Regions from separate parts of the Homo sapiens genome. Here region 2 is linked to region 1. Evidence: chromatin loops called from intact Hi-C (ENCODE). Cell type or tissue: GM12878. All regions are shown on one strand. Each heading gives the region's core, and the rest is flanking DNA. Links, peaks and the distances in the headings are about the cores only. Region 1 overlaps PALLD (palladin, cytoskeletal associated protein). Region 2 overlaps PALLD (palladin, cytoskeletal associated protein).

Region 1 (15,923 bases), core at 3,144-11,143:
CAGTTGTCACTGTCTTGTGTATCCTGCCAGAGATTGTTTACATGCCTATCAAGCAAATATATACGTATATATAAAATGTGTATTTTTTCTTTTATTTTTAGACAAGTGCCTACCCACCACATATACTGTTCTGCACCATGCCTTTTCTATTTAGCAGTAGATTTTAGAGATGTTTCATGTGAGTAATTAAAAAGTCTTATTTTTAAGTGATTGTATATATTTATTGTAGAAATGATTGATAATTCCTTTCTCTATTGTTGCCAATCTAATTTTTTTTTTTTTTTTTGAGACGGAGTCTCGCTCTGTTGCCCAGGCTGGAGTGCAGTGGCATGACCTCAGTTCTCTGCAACCTCCGCCTCCTGGGTTCAAGTAATTCTCCTGCCTCAGCCTCCTGAGTAGCTGGAATTATGGACGTGTACCACAACACCTGGCTAATTTTTGTATTTTTAGTAGAGACGGGGTTTCACCATGTTGGTCAGGCTGGTCTCAAACTCCCGACCTCGTGACCCACCCGTCTTGTCCTCCCAAAGTGCTGGGATTACAGGCGTGAGCCACTGCTCCCAGCCACCAGTCTAAGTTTCAATGACCTAAGTAATTATCAAAAGTAATCTTCTTTTTTTTTTTTTTTTTTTTTTTGAGAAAAATTCTCGCTCTGTCACCCAGGCTGGAGTGCAATGACACAATCTCGGCTCACTGCAACCTCCGCCTCCTGGGTTCAAGTGATTCTCCTGCCTCAGCCTCCCAAGTAGCTGGAATTACAGGCACCCGCCACCTTGCCTGGCTAATTTTTTTGTACTTTTAGTAGAGACGAGGTTTCACCATGTTGGCCAGGCTGGTCTTGAACTCCTCACCTCAGGTGATCTGCCCGCCTTGGCCTCCTCAAGTGCTAGGATTACAGGTGTGAGCCACCATGCCCAGCCAAAAGTATTATTTAAAAAAGTTTTTCTTACTTGTATTTTAGGTTCGGGGATACATGTGTACGTTAGTTATATATTTGCCTGTCACAGGGGTTTGGTGTACAGATAATTTTGTCACCTGGGCAATAAGCATAGTACCCAATAGATAATTTTTCTGATCCTCTCCCTCCTCCCGCTCTCCACCCTCAAGCAGGCCTTGGTGTCTGCTGTTCCCCTCCTAGTTTCCATGTGTTCTTGTTGTTAAGCTGTCACTTCTGAGTAAGAATATGTGGTATTTGTTTTTCTGTTCCTGTGTTAGTTTGCTTAGGATCATGGCCTCCAACTTTGTCCATGTTGCTGGGAAAGACATGATCTTGTTCCTTTATATGGCTGCATAGTATTCCATTGTGTATATGTACCACATTTTCTTTATCCAGTCTACCATTGATGGGCATTAGGTTGATTCCATGTCTGTGCTGTTCTGAATAGTAGAACACCATTCATCCCCTCACTGTTAGTTGAACATCTGCAAAATGCTGGGTAATGTGGGGTGCTGAAAACACAAAGATGAAAGAGACAAGAGCAGTACCTTTGAATAATCTATAACCTGGTTATCTCTACGATGATTTTGGCAAGAACGTGCAGATGCATACACATATACACAAAATGCTGCACATCTTTCAGCATCATACAAATTTTGTAGAAGAATGGCCAATCCCTAAATTAGATTCAGTGCAACCCAAATGCCTTCTCTTCCCACTTTAATGTTTGAAAGATACATCATTCAGTTTTTGATTCTGAAGATTTAATATGCACCAGCTTTTGTTTCTGGTTAAGTGATTTTCATTATCCTCGAAGGCTAGTCAAATAACAAAGCAATTTAGTAATGGCAAAAGCATAAAGTGTGGACCAGAGGGGTCTTCAAAATATTAGGGAAGATAGAGCAGAAAACCATTTTTTTCAGTTTGTTGTTATAAAATTATACACACACTCTGAGTCACCAAACACATTGGAGGTTGATAAGGAACATAGGAGTAGTCACGGGTCCTAATTCTGCAGTACGTGGCTATGCGGGTATGAACTCTTCATAAATACAATGTGATGATGACTTTGCATTTGCATTTCTCTTCCTCCTTTCTCTCACTCCCAGTCTTAGATACCCGATTGTTCCATAAATCTTGTCTTAAGAGAAAGGCATATCCTATAAACTCATTCATGTGAAGGTATTTGCATTAGCAGTGTTGGTCTTGGATCACTTTGCAAACAACCCTTCCCTGAAAATGAGAAGTCCAATCAAGGAGCTTCCTGAAGTATAAAACTTTTTTAACTAAGTAATAACATTTAGGTGCATTCATCCTCATGATTTTTTAATGTAAATACTGGCTCTGACACAGTGCCACATTCTTAGATATTAGGCTAATTGTGCTTTGCTGTGCCAGTCTCTTGGTGAATGTAATGTTTAATTACATTTCCAGAAGAAAGCTGAGTTCTATTTTTATGATTAGGAGTTTTATTTGATGTCTGAAATATAATTGGAAATACTTGCAGATACCCTATCTGTGTTTGAAGTGGCACTCAATCATCCATAAGAAATACCATATGTCCATTTCAAATATTAGGTGTTTTACATGAAGGAATACATGATGATAACAATATTTCTTCAACATATCTTCATTTTACCTAAGTGCGTAGGAGAGCTCTTTTAGTAATTACAAAGTAAGGTGAAAATAGTCATCCCTACTGGGTAGAGACCTTTTATTTTAAAAGGGGGAGTGGCTAAGCTCAGAGATAAGATGGAGCCACATATGAACAATATGCTCATAGATAAAGCTATGAATTTGATGGAAAATATGAACAATATAGTGTTAAGTGAAAATAGACAAAATGATATATGTAACTTAATGTCAATTTTATGAAAAAATAAAAAATAATACACTTTAACCAACTAAAATGTATATTATATATTAGAAGAAAATACACCAAAGTGTAACCAGTGGTTCTTTGAGTGCTGGAAATTTGGGCAGATTATATCTTCTCATTAACTATTCCTGATTTTCCAACTTTTTGACATAATGCTTTTATAATTACAAAGTATTATTTTAAAATAAATAGGTACTTTTGATCCTTTCTCTTCCATCCTCCTTCCTCCATTAAACTTCAGTTCATTTGACTGTTCATCATGGATGCTTCTTGTTAAATAATAGTTGCTTGCTAAGTAAGCTTAATTTTGAGCACATTCAGAAGTGGAATGCTCTGGCACTGAATGTTCTCACCTCCCGTGTGGGATCTCCTTCTAGAAACCAATGACCTTCAGGATTCCATCTGGATTTTTAGAACTCTTCCTAGGAATCCTTCCCCAGAAAATGTCCTATATTCCAAAATAACTTTACTCCTCCACAAACACTGTTTTCCAACAACACCTGCCCCCACCAAACAAAACTCTTATCCCTTTAATTGTACATCTCAGGTGTTTAAATGAATATGATATGAATAAGCTATTTATGTATATATGTATGTATGTATTTTCAAGCCAGGGTCTCACTCTGCCACCCAGGCTGGAGTGCAGTGGTCTGTCACAGCTCATTGCAACCTTGACCTCCCTGGGCTCAGGTGATCCTCCTGCCTCAGCCTCCCAAGTAGCTGGGACTACAAGTGCACAACACCACACCCAGCTATTTTTTTTATTTTTTGTAGAGATGGAGTTTTGCCATTGTTGCCCAGCCAGGTCTCAAGCAATCTGCCTGCCTTGGCCTCTCAAAGTGTTGAGATTATGAGACGTGAGCCACCACACCTGGCCAATTTTAAAGTTAAAAGTAAACCAAATACTTTAAAGACCAACATTTACAGTATAATCCATACAAGGCCTTCCACAGAAAGTAGGATGAAAACTTTACCCTCAGAGACAATGGTGAAGGAGAAAAGATGCAATGAAGGCAAGACTAAGATTCCAATTCAAATAACAATAATGTCAGGAAAGTATGCGATGAAGGCATCTGCTGAAAGAGGAAAGACAGTTGTGGTAACTGTGGGTAATATTACAAAGCACGAAAAGGGTGGAGAACTAAGAGAGAGAAAGAATACCAAAAAAGGAATGTGTATATTTCCTGGCAATCAAGAGAACCCATTTGAATTTCAAGAGTGTAAACCCACATTCAATTCAGTGAGCATGGTTTCATGACTTTATTTCAGCAATAATGAGCACTGTGAAGGTAGAAACAGGACATATGTCTTTGGCAGTACTGGCACAGTGGGATGTTATGGTATTTAATTAGATGATCCTTGAGAAACATTACTGAGATTATCAGCCAAGCCGTGTGTAGGTTCAGAAAAGGAAACAGATTCAACAAGATTAAGGCTTGAGGGGAAAAGAGAAAGGAATCAAGAAAATGGAAGTTATACCAAGAATGAAAATGGGGAGTGTCAGATGAGAAAATATGGAGAGGGAGCAGTGGTTGTGATCAAAGAGAGGATTCTGAAAGTTTAAAAAACTTAAACTCTTTCCAAGTGATAAAAGAATGTAAGATGCATCTGTTCGAGTGGATAGTTTAAGTGGAAGTTAAGGTCGCAGGAGCAGAGGAAGTGGTCAGGGAACCATGAAGCCAGGATGTTAGAAGGAACATTAACATGGATGGTGGCCAACAGTGATGGCAGAAAACCAAATGCTAAATAGTAAAGTCACTGAGAAAAGTGAGGAAATGACCAAGGTTGTTGGTGACAAGCAGGGAAGACAGAATGACTGTAGGTGGAGTGCACCAACTTCAAAAGAGGAACAGATATTTCGTAGTGATGGCAAAACTCTTCTGAGAGTTGCCTTGGGAAACAAGGACCCTGCAGAACCCTCCTTGCTCAGAAGGATACTGAGGAGGCTGGAGACATCATCAGGGACAGCCAGACTTCAGTTAAGACAAAGCATTTCTAAGGAAAAGGTTTGAGGAAGCAGAGTTTGGTTAGAAACAGCCAAGGAATCCCATAGGCAATAGAAGAGATCTAGAAAAGGGATTCAAGGGAGAATTGGAGAAGGAAGATGAGGAGGAAGAAAGCTATAGTGCAGAGTTTTGCACTACGAACCTCTGGATGCTAGAGCAGATACAGAAATTCTGTGTCAGCATTCCTACTGTGTTGTGCTAGAGCACACTACTCTGTACCATCTGATGCTGAGAAGCAAAAGCATCGTCCTGAGGATCACTTGCTGCTATTTCATGAAGAGTGACTAAGATTACTTGCAGTTGGAAGGAAATAGAGCCATTTCCAATATAATTACTACTTACTTTTTAGCCTCCTATTTATTTTAGTTACGTGGTAGCACCATGATCCATTTTGTGGTTACTAACCTCTAAGTACGACTTTGAGTTGGGCTTTTTTTTTTTTTTTTTTTTCTGGTGGAGTCTCACTCTGTTGCCAGGCTGGAGTGCAGTGGTGTGATGTCAGCTCACTGCAACCTCTGCCTGCGAGGTTCAAGCAATTCTCCTGCCTCAGCCTCCCGAATAGCTGGGATTACAGGCACGTGCCACCGTGCCCAGCTAATTTTTTTGTATTTCTAGTAGAGACAGGGTTTCACCACGTTGACCAGGATGGTCTTGATCTCTTGACCTCGTGTTGAATTGGGTTTTTATTGAACAAGCCCAATTCCTCATTTGTGTATTTTAAAATGATTGTTCTCAACTAATGACTCTCTAATTCATATTTGCTTAATTTCATTTTATGTTTACAACTTTTACTACTAGAGAATTTATTTTTGTCTACTACAGGCTGAAATACATTAGGTTGACAATTTTTTTACCATTGATTTATTTTTTCTGCAAATGTGTGAGTTTTTCATTCATACTAATACATCACCTAATAGTGAGAACATTAGTTACAGGGAGGTTTATTTTAATTGGTTTCTATTACAAGTATGAAACCAGAGAGTTCATTTTCTCAACAAATCTGAGAGTGATTGTTTCCTTACCTGACTAAAGTGATGATTACACAAACCTTGTGGATGACAGTGGAGTCAATGTGGTTTTTAAAAAACCTTTTCCATATGTGACAAGGAATTAGATAGTATGTCATTTGATTTTAAGAATGATGAACATATTAAATTGATTCTGTCAAATGTAGATTTTTCTAAAATAAGTTGGCTGGATAAATCACGTCAATTTGAACACACACATCTTTGCTTCATTATTCAAAGAGAAACCATAATTACGATCAGAACCTCAGATTTTGCTCTAGGAGCATACCAGGTTCATGCCTTCCAACCTCTGTATGTGAAGGTTTCCTGGTAGGATGATACTGGCTCCTCTTGCCCAAGGCTGTCATGAGGATGCACACTCACTGCAAGGGTTTTTTATGGTGCTGAGAGGAAAGGCCTTCATAAATATGTACATTTACTTAATTTCTGTATCTACATTCCCACTGTGTTTTCCTAGAGCTCACTACTGTACACCATCTCGACTCTGAAGCCCTGGGAATGTCTGCTCTATGCTCTGCTCCATTTCACAATGTTCTTTAGGTCTGTTTTGTTATTTAAATGTAATGATGTATGTATCCACAATAGGTAGCATTTGAGAGACTCCAGCTGTGAGCCTCTGGATGTGAAGCTAGTGAAACAATTGAATGACTAACAGTTGAATGCCTAGCCAAATATTTTCACTTCACTTTATATGTCAGCAATGGAAAAGAGTAGGTGTAGCCATCGACTCTTCTTTTCGCTCAGAGAAGTTTATAAATAGGTCAAAAATGGGTAATTATATGCCTCAGCTACAATTTCAAACTTCTGCTTTCCTAGTAATTGCCATTAAATGAGTAAGTTGTAAAAGATTTCTGGAAAGACCACAAATATTTTCTTTTCCTTGTTTCTTTGTTAAAATAGTTCATATACCATCTGGTTTCGGGGATGTATCATTATGCTCAATGTTTGAAACAAAAAAACCCTAAAAGACATAAAAGGTGGCTTGAGTACAATGCAGTGAAAAAGAACAATATATTTTATTCTCTTTAATTTCTTTTTTTTTTTTTTTTTTTTTTGAGATGGAGTCTTGCTCTGTTGCCCAGGCTGGAGTGCAGTGGTGCGATCTCTGCTCACTGCAAGCTCCGCCTCCCGGGTTCACGCCATTCTCCTGCCTCAGCCTCCCGAGTAGCTGGGACTACAGGCACCTGCCACCACGCCCGGCTAATTTTTTGTATTTTTAGTACAGACGGGGTTTCACCATGTTGGCCAGGATGGTCTCGATTTCCTGACCTCATGATCCGCCCGCCTCGGCCTCCCAAAGTGCTGGGATTACAGGCGTGAGCCACCACACCCAGCCTGTTCTCTTTAATTTCTAAAATAAAGTTTTAGAAAAAACTAAAACTCTAAAAAGAGTAGCTTAGTCTTCCAAACAGTGCTAGTTACAGGGGCAAATTCTTGCTCCAGGTGACTGTTTTTATGTGCCTTCCCTTCCCTCATAGCCACTGCTTTCTTCAAAGGGCATCCTCTAACTCAAATGTGAAATATTCATGTGTATTTTTATTCTATCACAAAACAATTTTACACAGATAGGATTACTCATGATGAAGCATTCTAGAACAACAGCAAGAGTTTCACTTCATGTTTGTTGTAATTATTCTATCTTTGAAAAGCAGAAATATATGTGGTTATTATCATAATTAAGACTTCCTGATACTGAACAGCTGCCTTACTGGAGAGAAATGTTAGGAATTTTTTATTTTTACTAAAAACTGTCAGAAGTTTCTAAAAGGAATTAGATGAATCCTGAAGGTCCTGTAACTTGAAAAGTTGATTTACGCTGAGGACCCCATTTTCATCAAGGTATCAACTAGAGAGAAACTTGTATTTTTCTTATTTTGCATTACAATAATGCATCTTGCTTTTCTTTTTTATGAAGTGTTCACTTTATTTTTATTACTCCAGGTACCCAGGATCATTCATGCTCTCTTCTTTAAGGTGTTGTACACCTTGTGTTCAGTAGACATTTTTAATTTTTTTCTTCTCTGAGACAAGGTCTCACTCTGTTGTCCATGCCTGGCTAATTTTTTTCTTTTTTGTAGAGACAGGGTCTTGCTTTGTTGCCCAGGCTGGTTTCAAACTCCTGGCTTCAAGCGATCCTCTAGCCTTAGCCTTCCAAAGTGTTGAGATTATAGGCATGAGCCACCACACTCAGCCCAGGGTTCAGCAGACACTTTGAGAGGTCAGATAGAGTTCATCCTTCAGGCAGATGAGATGCTGTCCCTTTAAAAAAAAAAAATCAACTTCTATTTTAGATATAGGGGATACATGTGCAGGTTTGCTACATGGGTATATTATACCCATGTAGTGAATGTAGTATCCAATAGGTAGTTTTTCAACCCACAGCCTCCTCCCTTTCTTCTCCTTCTGGTAGTTAGCAGTGTCTGTCATTTCTACGTTTATGTCCATGTGTGCTCAATGTTTAGCTCTCACTTGTGAGAACATGCAGTATTTGGTTTTCCATCCCTGCATTAATTTGCTTAGGATTATGGCCTCCAGCTCCATCCACATTACTGCAAAGTACATGATTTCATTCTTTTATATGGCTGCATAGTATTACATGATGTATATGTACCACATTGTCTTTATCCAGTTGACCACTGATGGGCACCTAGGTTGACTCTATGTCTTTGCTACTATGAATAGTGCTACAGTGAACATACTAGTGCATGTGTCTTCTTGGTATAATGATCTATTTTCCTTTGGGTATATACCCAGTAGTGGGATTGCTGGGTTGAATGGTAGCTCTATTTTAAGTTCTTTGAGAAATCTCCAAGCTGCTTTTCACAGGGGCTGAACTAATTTACATTCCTACCAACAGTATGTAAGCATTCCCTTTTTTCCATAGCCTGACCAGCATCTGTTGTTTTTTGACTTTTTAATAGTAGCTGATGTGACATGGTATCTCATCATGGTTTTGATTTGCATTTCTCTGATGATTAGTGATAAGCATTTTTTCATATGTTTGTTGGCTGCTTGTATGTTTTCTTTGGAGAAGTGTCTGTTCATGTCCTTTGCTCATTTTTTAAATGGGATTCTTTTTTATCTGTTGATTTAAGTTCCTTATAGGTTCTGGACATGAGACCTTTGTTTGGTACATAGTTTGCTAATATTTTCTCCCATTCTGTAGGTTGTCTGTTTACACTGTTGATAGTTTCTTTTGCTGTACAGAAGTTCTTTAGTTTAATTAGATCCCACTTGTCAATTTTTGGTTTTGTTGCAATTGCTTTTGGAAACTTCACCAAAAATGATTTGCCAAAGCTGAGGTCAAGAAGGTTATTTCCTAGGTTTTCTTCTAGGATTGTTATAGTTTGAGGTCTTATATTTAAATCTTTAATCTATCTTGAGCTAATTTTTGTATATGGTGAAAGGTAAGGGTCTAGTTTTATTCTTTTGCATAGGGCTAGCCAGCTATCCCAGCACCATTTATTGAATAGGGAGTCCTTTTCCCCATTGCTTGTTTTTGTCAGCCTTGTCAAAGATCAAATGGTTGTTTGTGGCTTTATTTCTGAGCTTTCTATTGTGTTCCATTGGTTTATGTATTTGTTTTTGTACCAGTACCATGCTGTTTTGGTTACTGTAGCCTAGCAGTATAGCTTGAAGTCAAGTAATGTGATACCTCCAACTTTGTTCTTTTTGTTTGGGATTGCTTTGGCTATTTGGGTTCTTTTTTGGTTCCATATGAATTTTAGAATAGTTTTTTCTAATTCTGTGAAGAATGACATTGGTACTTTGACAGGAATAGCATTGAATCTGTAAGTTGCTTTGGGTGGTATGGGTATTTTAACAATATTGATCTTTCCAATCCATTAGCATGGATGTTTTTTCATTTATTCATGTTGTCTCTGATTTCTTTCAGTAGGGTTTTATAGTTCTTGTAGAGACCTTTCACCTCCTTGGTTAGCTGTATTCCTAGGTATTTTATTTTCTTTGTGAATATTGTAAATTGGATTGTGTTCTTGATTTGACTTTCAGTGTGGACATTACTGGTGTATAGAAATGCTGCTGATTTTTGTACATTGATTTTGTATCCTGAAACCTTTCTAAAATTGTTTATCAATTCTAGTAGCCTTTTGGTGGAGTCTTTAGGAATTTTCTAGATATCGAATCATATTATCAGTGAAAAGAGATAATTTGAATTCCTTTTTTCCTTTTGGATGCCTTTTATTTCGTTTTAATTGTTTTTTTATTTTCCCATAAGTTATTGTGGTACAGGTGGTATCTAATTACATGAGTAAGCTCTTTAGTGGTAATTCGTGAGATCTTGGTGCACCCATCACCTGAGCAGTATACACTACACCATATTTGTAGTATTTTATCCCTCGCCCTCCTCCCACTCTTCCCCCCAAGGCCCCAAGGTCCACTGTATCATTCTTATGCCTTTGTGGATGCCTTTTATTTCTTTCTCTTGCCTGATTGCTCTGGCTAGGACATCTGTGTCTTGCCTTTCTAAGATGAAGTTCTGTTTTAACTCTTGGTGATAGTAGTAAATGACCTAAATAAATTAGGTCCAACTAATTTAGTAAGCGACCTAAATAAATTGTGTTCCAACTAAAATGGGAAGTGAAATGGATAAAAAGAAGGTACACGTTTTAAATTTTGTCCAATTTCTTGGTCTTTTTAGTCAGAACAAAGGAGGAAGACACCAGCTGAATTCAGTTCTAGGGTTTTGCTAGGTACTACATCATGGGCAACTACTGTGCTTTTGCTTTGGATCTCAACCTCAAACTCCTGGGCTCAAGGGATCCTCCAACCTCAGCCTCCTGAGTAGCTGGGACTATAGGCATGCACCACCATACCTGGCTAATTTTTTTTTTTTTTAGAGACGGGGTCTTGCTATGTTGCCCAGGCTGGTCTTGAACTCCTGGGCTCAAGCAGTCTTCCTGCCTTGGCATCCCAAGGTGCTAGGATTACAGATGTAAGCCACTGTGCCTGGCCTGGGCATCTTCTTAAACATTGTTTTTCTCATGACATTTTCCTGCTCCAAAAGTAGTGCCTCTTAAAGGCAGGAAAACTCCCTCCCGGAATTCCCCATCATTCATTCCACCCTTGACTACTGCTCCCTAGGATCAATGCACAGTTGTTCTCCTAGGACTTCCCTTCAACATCATTCTCGTGTACTTTTACCCTCTTCTTCTCCTGGCTCCCTTGGTTCCTAAGTGCCATATATTTCACTTTTTATTTTATCGTCTCATTTACCAGAAGCACATTCTCCAGTAGCTTCCAAAGAAAGGGTACAGACCACATTAAGCTTCTAGACCCTGCTTGTCTGAAAAGTGTCTTTATTCTAGCCTCACACTAAACTGACTGTTTGGCTAGGTTTAAGAGTATGGGTTTTTCCTAAGAACGTTGAAGGAATTGCTTCATATTCTAGTTCCTAGAGTTACTGTAGCAAAATTCAGTGCCAATCTGGTTTCTAATCCTGTATATGACTGACTTTCATTGTAAAACTATCTCTTCACCCCTAGTACTTTGAAATGTTGTGATGATATGTAATATTTTTCAGAAATTATAGAAAATAGTGGGCCCTTTCAATCTGAAAACACTCATGTATATACATTCTGAAAATTTTCTTATTTTTAAATTTCTTCTCCATTTTCCCTGTTCTCTCTTTGTGAAACTTGTATTATTACATTAATAAAACTCCTAATTGATGTTCTCACTTTTTTCTTTTGTTGCCTATTTTTATTGTACTTTCTTTAGACCTCTTCACCTTTGTCTTCCAGACCTTCTGCTGAATCTGTTATTTCTGCTATTGTATTTTTAATTTCCAAGAGTTCTTTCTCATTCTCTATATTCTTTCATGGCATTCTGTTCTGTCTCATGGATGCAATCGTGTCCTTTGCCTCATATTAATCATTGGATTTTGGAGGAGGGAATCCTATTGTTATTGTCATTTTGTTTTGTTTTGTTTTTCCCCTGTTCCCTGCATTGTCTCTATTTCTTAAAATTCCTTTTTTTTGTTGTTGTTTTTCTGTGTGTGCATTTGGACTAAATTTCATGTTCGAGGCTTTCCATAAACATGGAAAGCGTGATCTTTGGCACCAGCAAGTTGATTGGAAACTATATGCTTAGCTAGAATGTGTCAATGGGCAGGCTTTACCCTAGGATTGGGCAAGACCCCCAAGTGCCAATATCTTCAGGTCTTGGGTTAATCAGTTTCTCTAGAAAGACAGATATTCAGCCACCTTCCTTGGGATGGTGGGGGTGGTTGTGGGGGCAGGTAACATGCTTGGCAGACAGCATTTGGAGCCTGAGTAAGGGAAGGGGGTTGGCTTTTATCATTTAGTAGACATATGCATCCATCTAATTCCTTACCCCCATTTTTCACCCTCTTCTCTTACCTGTTCATTCTGCTGTGCCAGATGTTTCCGAGTTTGAAACCCTTTTGGCTCTCCATCTCCATAAAGTGAGCTTTCTGTATTCTAGAGTAGTAGAGGAGGAATGGTTGACTACCTACAAGAAATGGGGGAAGGGATTCAGCTGCCTTCCTACAAACTTTCAGCCAGTCTTCTTGTACTAAGCTCCATTCCTCTTCCCCACCTTCAGAGGAATCTAGTGATCAAGGTTTCTGCTGCTCACGTTAGCATCCCTCATGTTTGATTCACTCTCTGTAGGCACTTGGGTTTTCCTCTCCTGATAAGTCAGTGACAACTCATCCTTTTACTTTTAATTCCAGTGAACTTACAGTTTCACAATCCGTTGCTCTCAGTTTTTTCACGATGAAGCAAGGAACAAAAATAAACACATCCATTCAATCTGCCATCTTTAAGTGGATGTCAATTTATGAGACTTCACAGCTTGTTTTTGAAGATGATTCTTTCCAGCTAAAGAAAGCAGTATAGGACAGACAGAATCTCCCCTATTCCCAAGCTAGATGACCTTAGATAAGCTACTCAGTGCCCCATTTCAGTTCCCTCTTCATTAAGAGGGAATCGTGACAGTACCTACTTCACAGGAGTGTGGTCACGTGAAATAATGTGCTAGCACAGGGCATGCCAAAGGGCAGATAGTCCAATTGATATTATCTGTCTTTGTTTTTGTTATTATTAAGACAATGTTCACAATGAATCCTTTGTTATTTGACGCACATATAGAAAGTTTCAGAAATAAGCAATTTGCAAAACTTGCAAAAAACTGTAAGTGAATTATTCCTCTGCTATGCTGAGTTTTCTTCCTCCACCTTCAAGAAGTGGCAAGGAAAAAAAGATAGAAAAATCACTGACCAATTAGAAGTTTTTGTTTCAATTCAGACCACCCTAAAGTTCCTGGAAATTGCATATATGAACTCTAGTAAGCTGAATACCAAAAATGAGAGGGAAGTAGCTGATACCAGGCTACAGATTGTGGGCTACAAAAGATTGATAAACAAGTGGTTCTTTTGTGCAAATTTAGATATGAAATCATGCAGAAAACACTTAACAGACCACTAGACAGAGGATTTTATGAGACATGTTACACATGGATGGTGAAAGGCTGAAAATTAATACTTAACTTGTCATGCTTTCTGCTTTGAAATGCTGGAGCCCTCCAGGAATTTTGTTTTAACAACCAATGGAGATATCATTAGGGAGATACTTCTGAATTCGCTGCATCTCATTCTGTGACAAAGTGCTGCACAAAGTAAAATGTACCTACCACTTTCATCCGAGTTTGTAGCGTTGGACAAATCCCTATTCCACAATATCATGTGTACAAAGAGTTTCCGAAGAACTTGTGGCATATTTCTTGTCAGTTCTCTTGAAGTTCTCATTTCCCCTTTTCCTCTCCTACGGGCAGGTGATTGATTGACTTAGAGTCAGTGCTGAGTAGTAAATAACTTAAAAAACAAATCTAGAGATGATCTGGAGAAGGCTCGAAGAAATGTGATATGTATTATCTGGGATAGGCCTAGAATAACCTGAATTTACAATGAAGGAGCCCAGTAGCCTTTTCTAGAAAGCCGCTTGCTCTTCCACTCTTGTTTCCTCTTAGGCAAGAGAATATCACTAGAAGCTCAGAAAATTCAGGATTGATTGGAAATGTTTAAAAAGTGAAAATAAACACAAATATCTATAAGGCTAGGAACATAACCAGAAAACTCAGAAAAACATAGGGGCTTAAGGATGTTCCAAAGGTAAAAATGACCTCAAAGTGAATTTCTTTCTTTTCTAATCTCGACGTAATTCAGTTCTTATTCAAGCTGAGACTACCCAAAGACAAAAATGTTGCACTGATTTAAAATATGACTCATCAGAACATTAAAATACTTATGATACAGATTTTTATACAATCCGATAGTCTATTCCTCACAACTCATTATTTGCTCCCTTTAAAATATTTCACAAAGAAAGTCTTAACCAGAACATGATCATGTAACTAAGAGCTCCACATTCAGTAGTAGGATAGGTCAGAAGACTTACAGGGATGTTCCTCATGCTTACAAAAAGAAATTTGATATTGTGTGATAATACACGTAAGCTAGAAACTTGTGGTTAAAAGAAATGTTTAGGACTCATGTAAGCATAGGTTCTTGGTATCTTTTTTTAACTGATATATCATAGTTGTCATTTTGGGGGGTACATGTGATATTTTAATACATATATAATGTGTAACTATTAAGTCAGGGTAATTGAGATATCTGTCACCTCAAACATTTATCTTATGTTGGGAACATTAAAATTCTCTTCTTTTAGCTATTTTGAATAATTTATTGTTAACTATAATTTCCTTACTCTTCTATCAAATCCTAGAACTTTGTATTTTTGTACCCATTAACCAACTTCTTAATTTAACCTTTAAATAAAAATATTTTCATTCCTAACCCTGAAATTCTACAAATTTACTGCTTAGGGATGACTCCTGCATGTTTTCTCTTCCTTTTAAGTAGACAAGTTCTAAATCTTAGCTGACTTTCATTAGCCATTTGACTAATCCCATTTTTTAAAAGTGTTTGAGATGGGTTGAAAAATATGACCAATGTGATGAGTACAACTTGATCATAATTGTAAAATATTAGTGTGCTTTAGGTGTTAGCAATTAAGAAAATGTGAAATGTTTTATTTCTTTTCTTTCCTTCCCTTTTTTTTGAGGGGCGGGGGTGGGTGGGTAGAGACAGGGTTTTGCTTTGTTGCCCAGGCTGGTTTTGAACTTCTGGCTTCAAGCGATCCTCCCACCTTAGCCTCCTGAAGGGCTGGGATTACAGAAATGTTTTTTGTTGTTGTTGTTGGTTTTGTTTTATTTTTTTGAGACGGAGTCTCGCTCTTTTGCCCTGGCCGGACTGCAGTGGGTGCTATCTTGGCTCACTGCAAGCTCCGCCTCCCAGGTTCATGCCATTCTCCTGCCTCAGCCTCCTGAGTAGCTGGGACTACAGGCGCCCGCCACCGCACCTGGCTAATTTTTTTGTATTTTTAGTAGAGACGGGGTTTCACCATGTTAGCCAGGATGGTCTCGATCTCCTGACCTCGTGATCTGCCCGCCTTGGCCTCCCAAAGTGCTGGGATTACAGGCGTTGAGCCACCACGCCCGGCCACAGAAATGTTTTAAGTAGTAACATGATTGTTAAAATCTCAAATCCTGAGTATCTGAGATATCGGTTTGATACTTAGAAAATCATGAGCTCTGGAATCATTTTTCAAATGCCTATCTAGGATTTGAATTGGCATCTTAATTAGTAACATCAGTGTTAACTATGGCAACTCATTTGTTTCCCAAAAAAATTTACTATTTTAAGGTTAAATATAAAATAACGGTATAAGTCCTGGGTTTGATTTTTTTTTTTTTAAGTGTAAAAAGTTATCTGTGTTCAGTAGGTGGAGAAGCCAGCTACATCCTGCTGACACAAAGCTAATCAGTGGCTTGACAACTCTAGTCAAACATCCACATAGAATGTCTTGGCCATAATCTATGTGTCTCCTGTATTGTTTTTGTTTTAAAAGATTTGAGAGGAGGGGATGTGGTGGAGGAATGGTGCAGCTCGAAATTGCACGTAGTTGCCAATTTTCTTTTTTCTAGTTTGAACATATTTCTGCTTTGAGCTTCTTTCAGCTCAAGTGAGC
Region 2 (15,923 bases), core at 2,609-10,608, 130 kb after region 1:
ATATTCCTTTTCTAAAAAAGAAAAAAAAAGGAAGAAACTAAGTCCCAGGCATATTAAGAGAGAGCTAATTAGCTGTAGAACTAATTCTGACACTCTATTTCCCAATCAGTATTATTCAGAATTATTTTTTACTTCCCTGTAATAGTTACTCAATTTTAGAGCCAGAATTTAGCCTAATCTACTCATTTAACCTCTAAGAAAACTGAGCCCAGGGGGTGCTAAGTTCCTGGAGAGTGGTCCTCAGGTGGTGACTGAGGACTGAGTTAGCCTCCTCCGGCAACCCTACCCCCGTCCCACCCCACCCCACCCCACCCCACCCCTGGGCAAAGTGAAAGTGAAGCAAACTGAGAGGAACTCCTCCACTGTCCCTTCTGCTTACTCAGCAGATGGGAGCCAGCCACTTTGTTTTGTCCTGGGGCCTGTCCTTGATGGCTTCTAAGACTAAAAATCAAAGCTGTAAATTTGTGTAATTTAGAGATTGAAGGTACTGATCGTTGTTGTCAGTGACTGGAAACCAGGCCTATTGAGCAAGAGCCATTGTTCAGTGCCTGTCAGCCCAGAGAGTGTGCCGAATGCACTGGCCATCTTAGACACAGATCTACTTGGTGGTGTTCTGTGTTTTTTCTCCTAAAAGAAGGCTTCTCACACCACCACTGATGAGAAAACAATTCGAGGAAAACGTAGGCACACTCAGTACATGAAGGGAGACACTATTAAAAGCAAAAAGAGGGTTATTGTCAAACTTAGAACGATGCTAATTTGAGTTCTGAGCTCTAAAACTGGTAGAATTCAAACATTAAATGTAGAATGTACTAGTATTCTATGCCTTAAACAGTTGAAAGGAAAGGCTTACATTGGCAAAATGTATTTCACACCAAATAATGATCCTAAATCAGTCTTTTGCAACGTCATAAGATGCAGCTTTGTAAGTATACTTTATTTCTAAACTTTACCAATCTCAAAGGCTACCTGGAGCTCTTATTTCTGAAATAATTTCAAGATGTTCATTCTCTACAGTTTTGTGGTATGATTAACTTCGAAGTCCACTGCAGACACAAATGAACTTTCCCTAAAATGCAACACGAGAGTACTAACTACAGTCAGTAAAGATGAGAGGGGGTTATTTTGTAGCTCTTCCTGCAGGCTGTGAGAATTTTTTTCGTTAAAAAATTCGTTAAAAAAGCAGGATATACTGCTTCAGTCCTTACCATGAGAGCCACTCCCATCGGAACATAAATTAGTCTTAGTATATTTCAGGTTCTCCCACATGTTCACATTCCAACTGGGTGCAACAGTTGACTTTTGTCTTTAACTTTCCTTGGCAAACCGATAGCATCAGAGGAAGAGATAAGCTGCCCCTTAGGGAGCTGATTGTAATGCGTTCCAGACGTCTGCACGCCCCTGGTGCAAGCACCAGCTTTCTGTTAAAGACTCAGGGTTATGTTGTTTGGATGTTTTGTTGTTTGCTTTTTGAAAAAGCCAGATCAGATTTTTGTCATTGTATAAACTCCAGTAGGAGAAGAGGGATGCGTTTTTAAGGTGATTTCTAGAATGCTCTGGCCGACTTAGCTGCAGAAGAAAAAGGAGAAAGGAAGAGACAGTGTATATTTTGGCACTGAAACTTCTTTAGTAACAATGCATTCATTCACAAATCTGGAGAGAACTGAATGTCTGCTTTTTAAAGTCTGAATTGAATTCTCGACTAGACTTTGAGACCCTGAGAAGGTTTTCAATCCAAACCATGCTTAATATTCACGTTTTATCATTATTGATGGAAAGTGAAAGAAAATTTGAATTCTTGGTAGCCAGATTTGACATTAGACTTTTACATTTATAACCTCACTTAAACTTTACAAGAAATCTCATTACAGGTATTATTATCCCCATTTTTAAAGCAAAAAAAAAAAAACACTGACCCTTGGAAAGAAGAACTGGCACTATTGAGATTCACACCACGTGTGGCTGGCTGCATCAGGGGGCTCATAAAGAATTCAGAGCTGGCCCCCAGCTTATCTTCCCCATTCCCTCTTCTCACCCCCAAGCTACCTCCATTAAAAGAGATGCCAGGCTATATTTATTTTATTATGTATACTTACGAATGCATTTGCTCATCTTTGGTGTCATAAAATACAATGAATAAACTCCTATCCAGTTTTTCAGTGTATTTCCTTAATTTTTAAAGCAATAAACTCCTTTAATCCTCCCTTATACTCAATACTAAAAAATGAAAGATCTGATTTTAAGCAGGAAAAGTTTTGTCTTAGCATATAGCCAGGAAACTTCATCTGCCTAGGTCCTGAAATGTAAGTGATCTGCCAGAACCAAGCGTGGGGGTAGCTCGCGAGGCCTCAGCCCTCCTGCTCCTGTGTGAGAGTGCTTTCTTCTGCAACCTGGCTCCTGGAAGGAATGAATGCTCCCCCTTCAGCCCCTACTCCCCACCAAGAATTTAAAAGATAAGAGGGAAACATTTCCCTGACTCTAAAATGGTTTGTTTTTAATATGGTATGTCCAGGCCTGCACTACTAAAATCCTTCATAAAAGTCCTCTAGAAGATAACGATTGTTCACATTGCAAACCTGTTTGAAAAGCCTGGAAAAAATGCGGTATACTGTAGGGAAAGTCAGTCTCCTTTTCTCACTTATATAATTTGTAAGTCTGTCATTTCTTTTTTTTTTTTTTTTTTTTTTTTTTTTGAGATGGAGTTTTGCTTTTGTTGCCCAGGCTGGAGTGCAATGGTGCGATCTTGGCTCACCACCTCCACCTCCCAGGTTCAAGCTATTCTCCTGCCTCAGCCTCCTGAGTAGCTAGGATTACAGGCGTGCACCACCACACCTGGCTAATTTTTTTATTTTTAGTGGAGACGGGGTTTCTCCATGTTGGTAAGGCTGGTCTTGAATTCCTGACCTCAGGTGATCCGCCCGCCTCGGCCTCCCAAAATGCTGGAATTACAGGCATGAGCCACCGCGCCCAGCCTAAGTCTGTCATTTCTAATATGCTCTCCTAGTTTTAGCTCAGTAGTAGCTGAGTATTATACAAAATAAGCTCTTTTTACTGCTGCTTAGCATGTGTCTGCGAACCCTAGCTCAGTACCTGGCATTCCATGGGCAGGCAAGAAAAGTTTGCAGAATGAATTAATCTGGCCCAAGTGTGACTGAGAGGCCAGAGGAGGTCAGTGGGTGCCGTCTCCCAGGCCAGCAGCACACACACAGCTTCCTACAGTCTCCCTTCTTGTCTTTGTCTCTTTACATCCTCTTCCCTTCCTCCCATGTGTCTCTAACCTGCCAATTGCACCAACATTTATTCCCTGCTGCAGAGCCTGTGGACCCACAGTCTGGCTTACCTTTATTTTCTCCATCTCCAGAATATGTCTCTCCTCCATACCCCCATAAATTAAAAGTGACTTAAATATATAAAATGGAAGAGAGAGGCAGGATAAAACTGTTTGATAACTTAATAGTACAACTGGCCAGTCTCTCGTAGATTTTTTGCATTCATTCCAAACCTGTTTTTTGTTTTGTTTTGTTTTTGAGACGGAGTCTGGCTGTTTCACCCAGGCTGGAGTGCAATGGCGCAATCTCGGCTCACTGCAACCTCTGCCTCCCGGGTTCAAGCAATTCTCATGCTTCGGCCTCCCTAGTAGTTGGGACTACAGGCGAGCACCACCTCGCCCAGCTAATTTTTGTATTTTTAATAGAGACGGGGTTTCACCATGCTGGCCAGGCTGGTCTCGAACTCCTGACCTCAAGTGATCCACCCTCCTTGGCCTCCCAAAGTGCTGGGATTACAGGCATAAGCCCCACGCCTGGCTGAAACCTGTTTCTATTAAAAGACTTATACCTTGGAACTTTAATAAGTAATTTATTAAAGAACCGTTAATATTAGACATTAAAATAATTATGACTCCCTTACCCCTATTTGATAAGCATATAGGTGACGTTACACTAAATACTATCCCTGTCTGCCAAAATAATCTAATGTTGAAGCAGTCCACCGCATTTCAGGTCTCCTGGAAATGTGCTGCGATTTTCTGAAAATTAGAGGCAACAACTTGCTGTTGAGGACAGGAAAAAAAGAGGAGGCTAAGACGCAAGGTCCTCTGAAGCTTCTGCCAGCTCTCTCACCAGAACCTAACTCTTGATACCAGTGGAGTGAATCTGGAAGTCTCCTGCCTTCCTGAGTGAGTTGGAGACGTAGACACTACCTGGACAGGCTGGAGAAATGAGGGACTTAAAACGTAGCACACCCCTTGCCCCATGCCACCTGACTAGAAATGCCTGCCAAAGGTATATGGACATGCAAGGCTGGCACAGATGTAAAGCTCAATATATTAAACTAGATAGCAAAGAAATATACACCAAGCCCAGCAATACAAAGCACCCTGCCTTCATGCAGTTAAACATTCTTCTGTTTTAGGCCACACTGTACTTGCTGGCTTCATGTGGCTTCATGAAGGCAAGTGCTGTGTCTGTTTTGATCACTACTAGATTTCTGGCACCCAACATGTAGTAAAAGCTCAATCAGTATTTGTTAAATTCATTGAGAGAGCTGGGAAAGAAGGTAGAATGAAAAGAAAAGAAAAGAAACAAACAAAAACACAAGCCTGGGCAACATAGCTAGACTATCTCTACAAAAATTAGCCGGGTGCAGTAACTCACACCTGTAGTGCCAGCTACTCGGGAGGCTGAGGCAGGAGGATTGCTTGAGCCCAGGAAGTCAAGGCTGCAGTGAGCCGTGACTATGCCACTGCACACTCCAGCCTGGGCAACAGAGTGAGACCCTGTCTCAAAAGGAAAGAACCATCCACAAAGTTAGTAGTGCCTACAAGAGTGTAGTTGCTCTTTAAGCTTGAATTTTTGGTTATTTTGCAAGAGGTATTATTTGCCTTAAGCCATGGTAATTAGATTTATTCTGCTTTGTGGGCTTTTAGATGAGTTAATCGGCTACAATTTCTCTTAATTCCCTCTAATGCTTTCTAGGTGTGGATATCAAGAAACCTACATGTTGTGTTTAGAATATTTTATGTATCACAGATATCAGTGGGTAGTAGACTTTGCACTGGAATTGCCCTTTTCCCTGCCTCAGTTGTTTTTGGTAATATTAACTCTTTATTTACTGTTAAACTTTACAAAAAATGTCAAGTTTACTTTTTAGGACTAATAAATTAGTTTTCATAATTTTAGCCATTTAGGAAAAACAGAAGAAACCACATTGCAGTGTAAAGGGAGAAAAGTCACACATAGCTAATTATTGATAGGAAAATGAGAAGTGAGATAGCAACATCTGAGAGGACTTCATATATGAGCATCTCACAGAGTAACTTTTTCTTTTAGCCAGCATAATTACTAGCTTTTCCCATGTGTGTACAGACATTTTTTTCCTTAGAAATTTTGGCCTTAAAAGTCAAATACAGGTTGTTTTACAGATGATCAATGGTCCTTCTAGAAGAAGTCCACAGAAGCTCTCAGATGCCCTCTAGACCAGCCTTTACTCACTCCTCTGTCAGCATCCTCCCTCCCAGCTCGCATTTTACCAAAGCTAGAAAAGACCCTCAAGGGCCTGGGTGCGTGGAATTATTAGAGACCAGATAAAAGACATGTAAGGAGTGCTGGTGTGGCAGATGCTGCGAAAAAAATGTGCCACAACCTCTGAGGGCAGGAAACTGAAAGACCTCGTGTGGTTTGGAGGCCTGAGGAAAGAGCCTCAGGAAGTGATGTTTGACCTGACATCTGAAGGCTAAATGGGAGACAGAGACAGGTGTGCAGTCAGGAGGAATCGCACATTGAAGGGAAGGGCTGAGACTCTGAGAATGGGGGTGGGAGGGAGAAAAGAAGAGGCTACAGGGGGCGACCAGGCCTGGTGGGCCAGGTGAAGGAATTTGGAGTTGATCCCAAGAGCAAGCGAAAGTCACTGGGGACAGGGAAGTCAAGAGTCACAGGATTCCATGTGGTTTTTGAAACTGGCTGCATGGAAGAGAACAGCGTGTGGGAGAAGTGTAGGAGAGGGAAAGGCAGGACTCATGATGGTTGAGATGAGACGGATGGAGACAGGCAGCTCTGACTTCTGCGGTTCTGACTTGTGAAACAGGATCAGGGATGGTGCCACTGACTAAAGAGGAAGAGAGGATTCCAGTAACAACTAAGCACTATTCTCTTTTAATCTCTGCAACAGCCCTACTCTGTGGGTTCTATTATTACCCCATTACATAGATGAGAAAACAGAGGTACGAAAGATTAAATTTGTCTAGAGTCTCCTGGTAAGTGTTCAGTAAATGTTTGCTACTACTGCCTCTGTTTACTCATGGAGTCATTCATTCATTCATTCATTCATTCATTCATGGATGGTATGCTGTATCTAAGATAATACATTGTTGAACAGAATAGATGTGAACTCTGCTCTTGAGAAAGACTGGTAGTGGGAGAAAAAGACAATAAACAAGCAGTTATCTTGCTTGGACAAGCTGGTCAGGGATGGTAGGACGGTCTAGGTTTCTTAGACTGGAATGTTACAATTCTAGCTCTTGCATAAATCTTGGATGGATATACAGAGGAAAAATACGTATTGACAAAGCCAAAAAAATGTTTCCCAGATGTTCTCTGAGGTTCCACAGGCATCCCCAATGAGTTAGATCAGAAGTAGGCCCTGTGCCGATTTTGTAGGTGGGAAGCTGAAGATGCAAGAAGAGAACAGCCGTGCAGCTGTGCTGAGGTCTCAAAGAGCAAGGGTTCCAGGTGCCGCCGCTCCTGCTGTCCAGCAGGTTCAGCTGCCTTTGGGCCCACCAAGGTAGGAAATGGCCCATATCTGACTGCCTCTGTACAGGTCAAATCACAGCTCCCTGTTCTCTACTATATATAGTAACGACCTTACATAAGAGTGCTATTAAAAAAGGACGACAGAGAGGAAAAGAGAATGCCAGCTGAATTTTTTCCACTAAAGCTCATTTTTAACAGATGTGTTTTCTCTGTTTCCACAATGACAGTGTACCAGGGGACTGTTCTCCAGGTCAGGAGGGAAGCAACCCAGGTACTTGTAGGACTGTAATTGGGTCCGTCTGTGCTGAGCACAACAATAAAATTACTTGTACTTCCCTTTTTATTTAATGTTACTCTCCTCATCAGTTCCCATTTTCCTGATATTTGTGGGAAGGAGGCCATGAAGAAGGATGAAAACACTGTAAAAATAATTTAAACTAAACTTTACAATATATTTGGGATAATGCTGAGAAGGAATGTTCTTTTTTTTTTTTTTTTTTTTGAGACGGAGTCTCACTCTGTTGCCAGGCTGGAGTGCAGTGGCGCGATCTTGGCTCACTGCAAGCTCCGCCTCCCGGGTTCAAGCGATTCTCCTGCCTCAGCCTCCAAAGTAGCTGGGATTACAGGCACATGCCATCACGCCCAGCTAATTTTTGTATTTTTAGTAGAGACAAGGTTTCACCATGTTGACCAGGATGGTCTCGATCTCTTGACCTCGTGATCCACCCGCCTCGGCCTCCCAGAGTGCTGGGATTACAGGTGTGAGCCACCTCGCCCAGCCTGAAAAGGAATGTTCTAAGTTCAGCAAAATGAGTGATTAACATGTAAGTGGTACGTCTATCTTAAATGCTTTAAATTATAATTCATGATTTTTTAATTAAGGCTTTCTTATTCCATCTGATCTCTTATACACTCTAGTACCCAGTGATACACAAATTTTGTTAATTTTGGTAAGTCAGTCTGTCTGTGCAGTGTGTGACCTTGACATTATGTAATATGAATGGGATGGCTACGTGTTCCCTTTTCCCCAGGACAGTCAATCTGCCAGTTGTCTAGAGTTCTATATAGTTCAGCCTTTGTCCCAGATTAAAGGGCCCACATTTGGACACTGAATTATTTACATGACCGTCCTGAATACTAATAGCTCACATTTATCAAAGGCATGCTTGAACATTGCTCAAAATACTTCACATGTACTACCACATTTCATCTTCACAGTCTAGGAGGGAAGTGCTATCATGACCCCCATTTTATTTATTTTAGATTCACTGGTTACATGGGCAGGTTTGTTACAAGGGTATATTCATGATGCTAAGGTTTGGGTTTCCATTGATCCTCTCACCCAGGTGGTGCACACAGTACCCAAGAGGATGTTTTTCAGCCCCTCCCCACCTCCTTCTCTCCCCACTTTTGGAGTACCCAGTGTCTGTCGTTCCCATCTTCATGTTTGTGTGTACACAGTGTTTAGCTCCCACTTATCAGGAGGTATTTGGTTTTCTGTTCCTGCATTAATTTGTTTAGGATAATGGCCTCGAGCTGCATCCATGTTGCTACAAAGGACATGATTTTGCTCTTTGTTGTAGCTGTATAGTATTCCATGGTGTGTATGTACCACATTGTCTTTATCCAATCCACCATTGATGGCATCTAGGTTGGTTCCACGTCTTTGCTGTTGTGAACAGTGCTATGAGGAGCAAGTGTACATGTACCATGTGGGGTTTTTTGGTAGAATGATTTATTTTCCTTTAGGTATATACCCAATACTGGGATTGCTGAGTCTAATGGTAGTTCTATTTTTAGAACTTTGAGAAATTTCCAAACTGCTTTCCACAGTGGCCTAATTTACATTCCCACCAACAATGTATAAGCATTCCCTTTTCTCCACATCCTGGCCAGCAGCTGTTGTTTTGACGTTGTAGTAATAGCCATTCTGACTGGTGTGAGATGGTATCTCATCGTGGTTTTGGTTTGCATTTCTCTGATGATTAGTGATGCTGAGCATTTTTTCATGTTTGTCAGCTGCTTTTATATCTTCCTTTGAGAAATATATGACCCCCATTTTAAAGATGAAGAAGCAGGTTCAGAAAAATTAAGTGATCAAAGAAACTCAGCCAGTAAATAATAGAGTCTAAAATTTAAACACAGGCAGTCTAACTCCAGAGCCTACATGGCTAAGAAGTACAGCATTACCTTTCATTCCTAAACCAGTTAAGAAGTATATGAATAAAACTCCTAGAGGATGGAAGGGTCCTTTGGAACTGGGAAGTTCTTGGAGTCCTTGAATAGAAATGCTTTCCCAATTTGCCAGTGCAGGGGCCCTTTATGGGAAACAGTGAGGACCATCCAACAGTCCAATTAACTGAGCACAAAGCACAAGGCATATTTGTTTTTCTTTCTTTTGAAAACATAAATGTTAGAAAAGTTCAGAAATGAAGAGATTTAGAAGTATAAACTTATAACTGTTGGAACCATCCTCGTATTTTCTAGACCAGTCTTCCTTCTCTCGACAACCCTTCTCTCATGGCCATTCCTCGCCCTCCATGTTTTCATGAACAGTGTGATTGACTACTCTGATTTTGTTAGCTAGCCAAAGTGGAAAATGAGAACTCGGTGAGTGGGCTGGTGTATGCTGCCTGCCAGAGGCAGCGCTCTGTAAGACGACTTCATTGTTTGCTTACCCTAATGCTCCATTACATCTCAGGATTTATTTATAAATTATTTGTTTTAGGATATGGTACTAGCTTCATGAACCCCATTGTAGACTTCACATTTAGAAGTGTTTTTTCCAACTCTTTTTTACTTAATTTTCATGAGAATAGTCCTTACGTCAAGATGAAAGAAAGGTGAAACACCAGGTAGAATCAGCAAACTGATAAGCAGCCCTGTTTAAATCCATGGAAAGGTAATGTTTAAAGAAGACATTTGTTTTAATTGATTTTTATTTTACGTGTACACATTAACTTCATAAATCTTACCTTTCATACCAAGAAGCCTAGATCAGCTAGCGTGTTAATATGCTGACGGCTGAGAGCAAAAATAGATAACCTAAAGTTGTCTAACAAATTAGACATCACTTAAGAGGAAACTCAAGTGTGTTTCAGGGAGCAGTGGCAGATCTGCCTTAGATTTTTAACCACTGCATCATCCTGTTAATCAAGATCAATCAGATACAAAAATCTTTGGTCAGAACCAGTATTACAAAAGAACCTAAGAATTTCTGCTTTCTCATCTTTCTGTTTACCATAACACAGGCATATATCCAAAAATATATAGAAAGCAAAAATTTGGAGAGAATGACATGCGCTTTCCTAAATGCACCTTAATGCTTTCCCTGGTGTTACTATTACTACTGTTGGAAGCATCACTGTTGAAATGAGCCTGTACGTCACACACATTGCTCCCCACACAGCAACACTTCTGATGAGGGCAGCCCCCTGCCTTGTTATTCATTGAGAAATAGAAACTCTGATTATTTAGAGCAAAATTTCAGATTTGAAGAAGTTTTCCTAATAAGGAAGAATGATGTAATTTTCATGGAGGGGGGCCAGGTTCCCTTCATTTGTTTTATTTATATTAGCTGAATTCCAGGGGAAAATGGGCTATGAAGCATGAGGGCTGCTAACTATATTTAGCCACACAAAGTTAGTACATCAGGGGTCATTTTTTCTTTAAGTTATACACTCATAAATGGGCTGGAAGATATTTTTCCCGGCATCTTGTTTTTATAAAGTTTGATCAAGCATAAATACTTTTATTAAGATGCTATCTTTTATTTCGAGTGTGAAGAAAGTATCCATTGTAATCTCTTTAATTTGGCATGTTTCTCTGAGATACTGGTTTTTGGGTCAAAAGATGGATAACTAATAACAATACCTTGGTTCAGAAGATTGTATTAACTTTCCAGAGTGCTCACGCCTGTCATCCCAGCACTTTGGGAGGCCAACTCAGGAGAATTGCTTGAGCTTAGGAATTGGAGACCAGCTTGGGCAACACAGGGAGACCCCATCTCTACAAAAGTAAAAAAATTAGCTGGGCACGGTGGCACATACCTGCGGTTCCAGCTACTTGGGAGGCTAAGGTGGAAGGATCACTTGGGCCTGGGAGGTCGAGGCTGCAGTGAGCCGTGATAGTGCCACCGCACTCCAACCAGGGCAACAGAATGAGACCCAGTCTCAAAAAAAATAAAAATTAAAAAAAAAAATCCAGAGTGGGCTTTAAGAAGGAAGCAATAGTAGTTTCTTGGAAGAAAGATAATGTGTGTTTAAGAGTCCCGTTCTGCCCATTGTCTGGCACTATTCAATCTGGATTCACTCCCATCCCCCTCACCTTACTCTAAATATAAAAATAGTCGGTGCGTCTTAAGACAGTAGACTATCATTTTTGTACTTTTGCATTAAGACTTTTATTTAAATGTATTTATAAACTGGAGAAAAATTTGTAGCATTTAAACATAAAACCTCAGCGTTATAATTGGTCATTCCTTCCTCTTGTCAACGTGTTACAACATTTTTGCTTTGCTCTGTTACATGACTCGGGGCTTACCTGCATTTCACGTGAGAGAAAAGTCAAATTCATCTCCACCCCACAGCCTGCTATCTTCTGCCTTTTACCCTAAATCTTTGGAGGCGACAGCTTCCTCCCCATGACTGATAGTTATCCATGCTCACAGCTGCTGGCAGGACTGACTCCTTTACAACTGTGGCCTTGTAGTTGATCTGAACAGGATGATCCTGTCTATGGAAGCGGAGTCTTCTCTCACTGCCTGAAGGAGAAGGCTCTGCTGGAGATGGAGGGCTCTCATCTGTCAATGGGTAGCACCGACGGTGCCCCAGACATGCTGACCATGTGTGGATGTCTTAGAAGAGTGGAAAGGCTTGAGAAATGCAAGCTTAGAATCATTTCTAATATTACTTGATGGGAAGTCAGCAAATAGGAAACTTGTAAAAAATTGGAGGACAACTTTTTGCCACTATCATGGACAAATCTATCACCACTACCCCAAATATCGGTCCCTCAGAGACCAAGTCCTTAGATTCTGAGGCTCTGCTGTATAATTCCTGTTCAGTAGAGCATCTGGCGAACCTCTAGTAGGACAAACAGACAGTAACCCTTGTGAGAAGTGAGGGAACTTTTAGAACTAGGCCTCAAGGAGCACTGTACAGTAGAAACAGAATGTGAACCACCACAATGAAGACCACATATGCAGTTTGTTTTCTAGTAGTCACATTAAAAAGGAAAAAGAAATTAATTTTAATAGTACATGTTGTTTAACCCAATATATTCAAAATATTATTTTAACATGTAAATAATATAAAAATTGTCATAAGATCATTTTCCAATATCTTTTTAAACTAAATTTTTTAAATCTGCTGTGTACTTGACACTTACAACACGTCTCAATTCTGACTAACCACTGTTCAAGCACTTAATAGCTACATGTGGCTAATGGCTACCATAGTGGGACAGTGCAGGTCTGGAGGATGTGAAATCGGGTGAACACACAACCTTTACACCCGAAACAGTGCTGCAGAATTGATGATAATTACTCTAAATGCTCATCTCTTATCTTTTCGCGTCTGAAAACTGCTGCTGAGTGTACAAACCAGGTAACAGTAATAAGGGCCAATCCCAGTGGTAGAAATGGAGTTGATATGGTGGAGAAGGATCTGTTGACACCAGACCCTCAACCACAGCCATGCACAGCTGGACAGAAGCCCCCTCGGACTCCCAGGTCTGGAGTCGGGGCAGAGGCAGAAAGTCTAAAAAGAAATACATCAGTGTAGTCATTTCAGTAATAAATGCTGTGAAGTAAATAAAACAAGATAGTAAAAGAGAGATGGGAGTACTCTTCTTGCTCACTCCAATAGTTGAGTGAGTCATCTGGGAAGTAAGTTGTGCTGTGGAGTGTGAAAGGTGATTTTAATTCAGCCTGAGAGCCAGGCGCAGTGGCTACTGCCTGTAATCCTGCACTCTGGGAGGCCGAGGTGGGCAGATCACTTGAAGTCAGGAGTTTGAGGCCAGCCTGGCCAACATGGTGAAACCCTGTCTCTACTAAAATACAAAAATTATCTGTGCCTGGTGGTGCACGTCTGTAATCCCGGTTATTTGGGAGGCTGAGGCACAAGAATCACTTGAACCCAGGAGGCGGAGGTTGCAGTGAGCTGAGATCGTGCCACTGCACTCCAGTCTGGGATGACAGAGTCTCAAAAAACAAAAAATTCAGCCTGAGGAAAATACTTCCTCTAGTCCTCAACGTGACTAAAGAGATCCTCATTTTTCTTTAAGAGAGAATTTCATTATTTGAAAACACAATGCCCAAAGAAATGGAAGAAATTGAAGAAGCTGGTTTCTATGTACTTCAAATAATATTTTGGTGTGAGGCCCCACATGACAACATCTTTCCCCCAGGATACCACAGCTGACATAGCTAAAATATGAAGTATGGCCTAAATAATACACAGTGAGCTGATAACTTAGGAAATATTTTTTGTTTGTTTTAGCCAAGGCAAACGAATTAAAAATTTTAATGTTTTGTTTCCATATTTGCTTAAGTAAACTTCAAAACTAATTACTTGCAAAGAATTTTGCCTCGGCTACATGGATGACCAGTGAATGCTTTTGGGAGTGTAGGACTACACTGAATAATCGAATAAATCTATTGAATATGGAATTAAAAAAAAAAAACTAAGTAAAAAAGCATTAGAACCACCATACAGCTTATATCTATATGCTTATTATGTATGGGCTGGCTTAGGAGGGAACTTGAGAAATGGTAACAGTATTTGGTTGATGCTGGAGAGGGAAATTGGACTGGGAAGAAAAAGTAAGAGATGAAGATGTACTTTCAGTGTTCTCTTTATATCTTTTGCATTTTGAAGAGCAGAGGTTTTTAATTTTGATGAAGTCCCAGTTCATCAATTTTTTTTCTCTTATGGATCACCCTTTTGTTGTCTTATCTAAGAAATCTTTACCTAACTTATGGTCACAAAGATTTTCTCCTATGATTCCTTCTTGAAATGTTATAGTTTTAGATTCACATTTATGTTGAAGATTTTTTTTAATTTTTTTTTATTTTTTTAGAGATGGGGTCTCGCTCTGTCCCCCAGGCTAGAGTGTTGTGGCTGCAAGATCATGACCTCCTGAGCCCAGTTGATCCTCCCATCTCAGCCTCCCGAGTAGCTGGGACTACAGGCATGCATCACCATGCCCAGCTAATTTTTTAGTTTTCTGTAGAGACAGGGTCTCACTTTGTTGCCAATGCTGGTCTCAACCTTCTGGACTCAAGTGATCCTCCCCCTTCGGCCTCCCAAAGTGCTGGGATTACAGGCATGAGCCACCATCCCTGGCCTGTTGAAGACTGATATTAGTTAACTTTTGTATAAGGTATCAGTTGTGAGCTGAGGTTGGAAATCCAATAGGGTTTGGAGGGGTTTTTTGTTTGTATTTAATCATGTGTATTCTTTAAAAAATAGGATTTAATTTCAAGAGATTAAAAAGAAATATTGTATAGAAATGTCTGCAGTTATAATAAGTAGTTCAATTTTAAAAAGAAAAAGTTGTTTTGTTTGCTTTGTTTTGAGACAGGATCTTGTTCTGTCATCCAGTCTGGAGTGTAGTGGCATGATCATGGCTCCCTGCAGCCTTGTTCTCCTGGGCTCAAGCAAGTAGCTGGGACTACAGACTCACACCATCACACCTGGCTAATTTTTTTTTTTATTTTAGCATAGACGAGGTTTCACTGTGTTGCCTAGGCTGGTCTCAAGATCTGGGCTCAAGTGATCCTCCCACCTCAACCTCCCAAAGTGCTGAGATTACAGGCATGCAACACTGTGCCCAGCCAAGAAAAAAGTTTTATTATGACTACTGTACTGATTTTCAGGAACAGTCATTGTGCTTTAATTCTCTAAGCCAAAAATGTCCAATTCTGTTGGGCAAAAAGACTATGTTGTTGATTGCGCTCTCTCATATGGTCCCTTGCCTTCAGCCATTTTCATAATCAAAACTTGATGGCAGTATTTTGTTACAGGGTAAGAAACTAAAAATGGTAAAAGCCATTTGTCAGGGTAAATCTGAACTAATTATTTAGATCAGCTGAAATAAAAAGGGTTACAAAGACAAGTTTTCTGTCTTCAGGAGGGGATGTGGATACTAAAACTTCAATGGAAATGAAAAGATATGGATAAATTTGCATCTGCCAGATCTGCTTAGGGAAAGCATATACATGAAGTGGAGGAAGTCTTCCCATATCCCTTACATAAGGATTGAGATCTGCTGCCAGAGACACATGTTGCAATATCAATAGAAGGTCGTCAAATTGCCTTCCATGAGGGAGTGGGTCTGTTTAATGCTATCATTTTGTGACATTGAGAACACGTGAGGCCACCCACACCTTCTCTGCCCTTCACCAGAGCTGGGGCCAGCCTCTTCCGATAAATGCTAAATAATGACTATCGCTTTGAAGGTGCACTTATTAGCAAGGGAGTCCATGTGTCTAGGGTTCTTTTACGCCATTACAGTGTATGAATAATGTACATTTGACGGGGGATGATCCTCTCACCCTACTCAAGTTTGGAACCATTTGACAGATAAACTGAGGAGTCAGAAAGAGATCCAAGCACCAGATTTGTACTGGGGAGAACTCAGAGAAGAAAGGGGATGCACTGCTGGGCCTCATGAGTTGGCTTATACTTCACCTTGAGCTAAGCATACTAATACCCAGTCCAGGCAGCATTGAACAGCTCCGCGCAGATCTCACCCTCCAAAAAACAGGAAGAAAAAGCCCTCTCACTGCAAGCAAGATCCAAAGAGAGAAGAGCAAGGGAGGGGCTGATGTGAGCATGCCCAGATCCATCCCCCACCCATATTCGCCACCAAGGGCGGAGACAGGCAAAGAGGGCCCCTGTCCTGGAAATCCCTCCATGAGGAAGCAGTGAAGGATGCAGGGCCCACTCTGTCAGTGTCTAGTGTTCCACTGATCCTACATAGTAATTTTGAAAGACGATAGCATGATGTTCCTGAAAGGAAAAAAAAAGTTTCCTCTATGAGGTCATTAACATATATCTTGAGTGACTTTATTGTCTTCTGGTTCATTTTGACATTTTTGTAAATTCTATAGATCTTTTATTTACTCCTGTGATATATTTTAAAGATCAACAAATGTCCACACCAAAGAAA

The links. Hi-C counts contacts between places; a loop is a spot of excess contacts. Peaks named below come from ENCODE experiments on the same cell type or tissue, not always from the same donor. Only the 100,000 strongest peaks of a DNase experiment are listed, where the experiment ranks them.
Region 2: a loop joins it to region 1, with 2.0 times the contacts of the local background. A loop is called at or near these places in 6 of 110 quality-filtered maps.

The regions. Positions count from the first base shown.
Region 1 is chr4:168,718,640-168,734,562 of GRCh38, forward strand. The region is part of intron 10 of PALLD (palladin, cytoskeletal associated protein); the gene reads left to right. Among named protein-coding and RNA genes, the nearest start is that of PALLD-AS1, 78 kb to the left of the region's middle. RefSeq lists enhancers at 14,755-15,256, 15,257-15,756. In GM12878, for the core only: no CTCF peak of the experiment used is centred there; a DNase peak (open chromatin) is centred at 6,505.
Region 2 is chr4:168,847,859-168,863,781 of GRCh38, forward strand. The region is part of intron 10 of PALLD (palladin, cytoskeletal associated protein); the gene reads left to right. LOC102723331 (a long non-coding RNA gene) reads right to left here. Exons shown (of 2, transcript XR_007058358.1): 2 at 1-15,923. Among named protein-coding and RNA genes, the nearest start is that of CBR4, 150 kb to the right of the region's middle. In GM12878, for the core only: no CTCF peak of the experiment used is centred there; DNase peaks (open chromatin) are centred at 5,412, 5,693 and 6,103.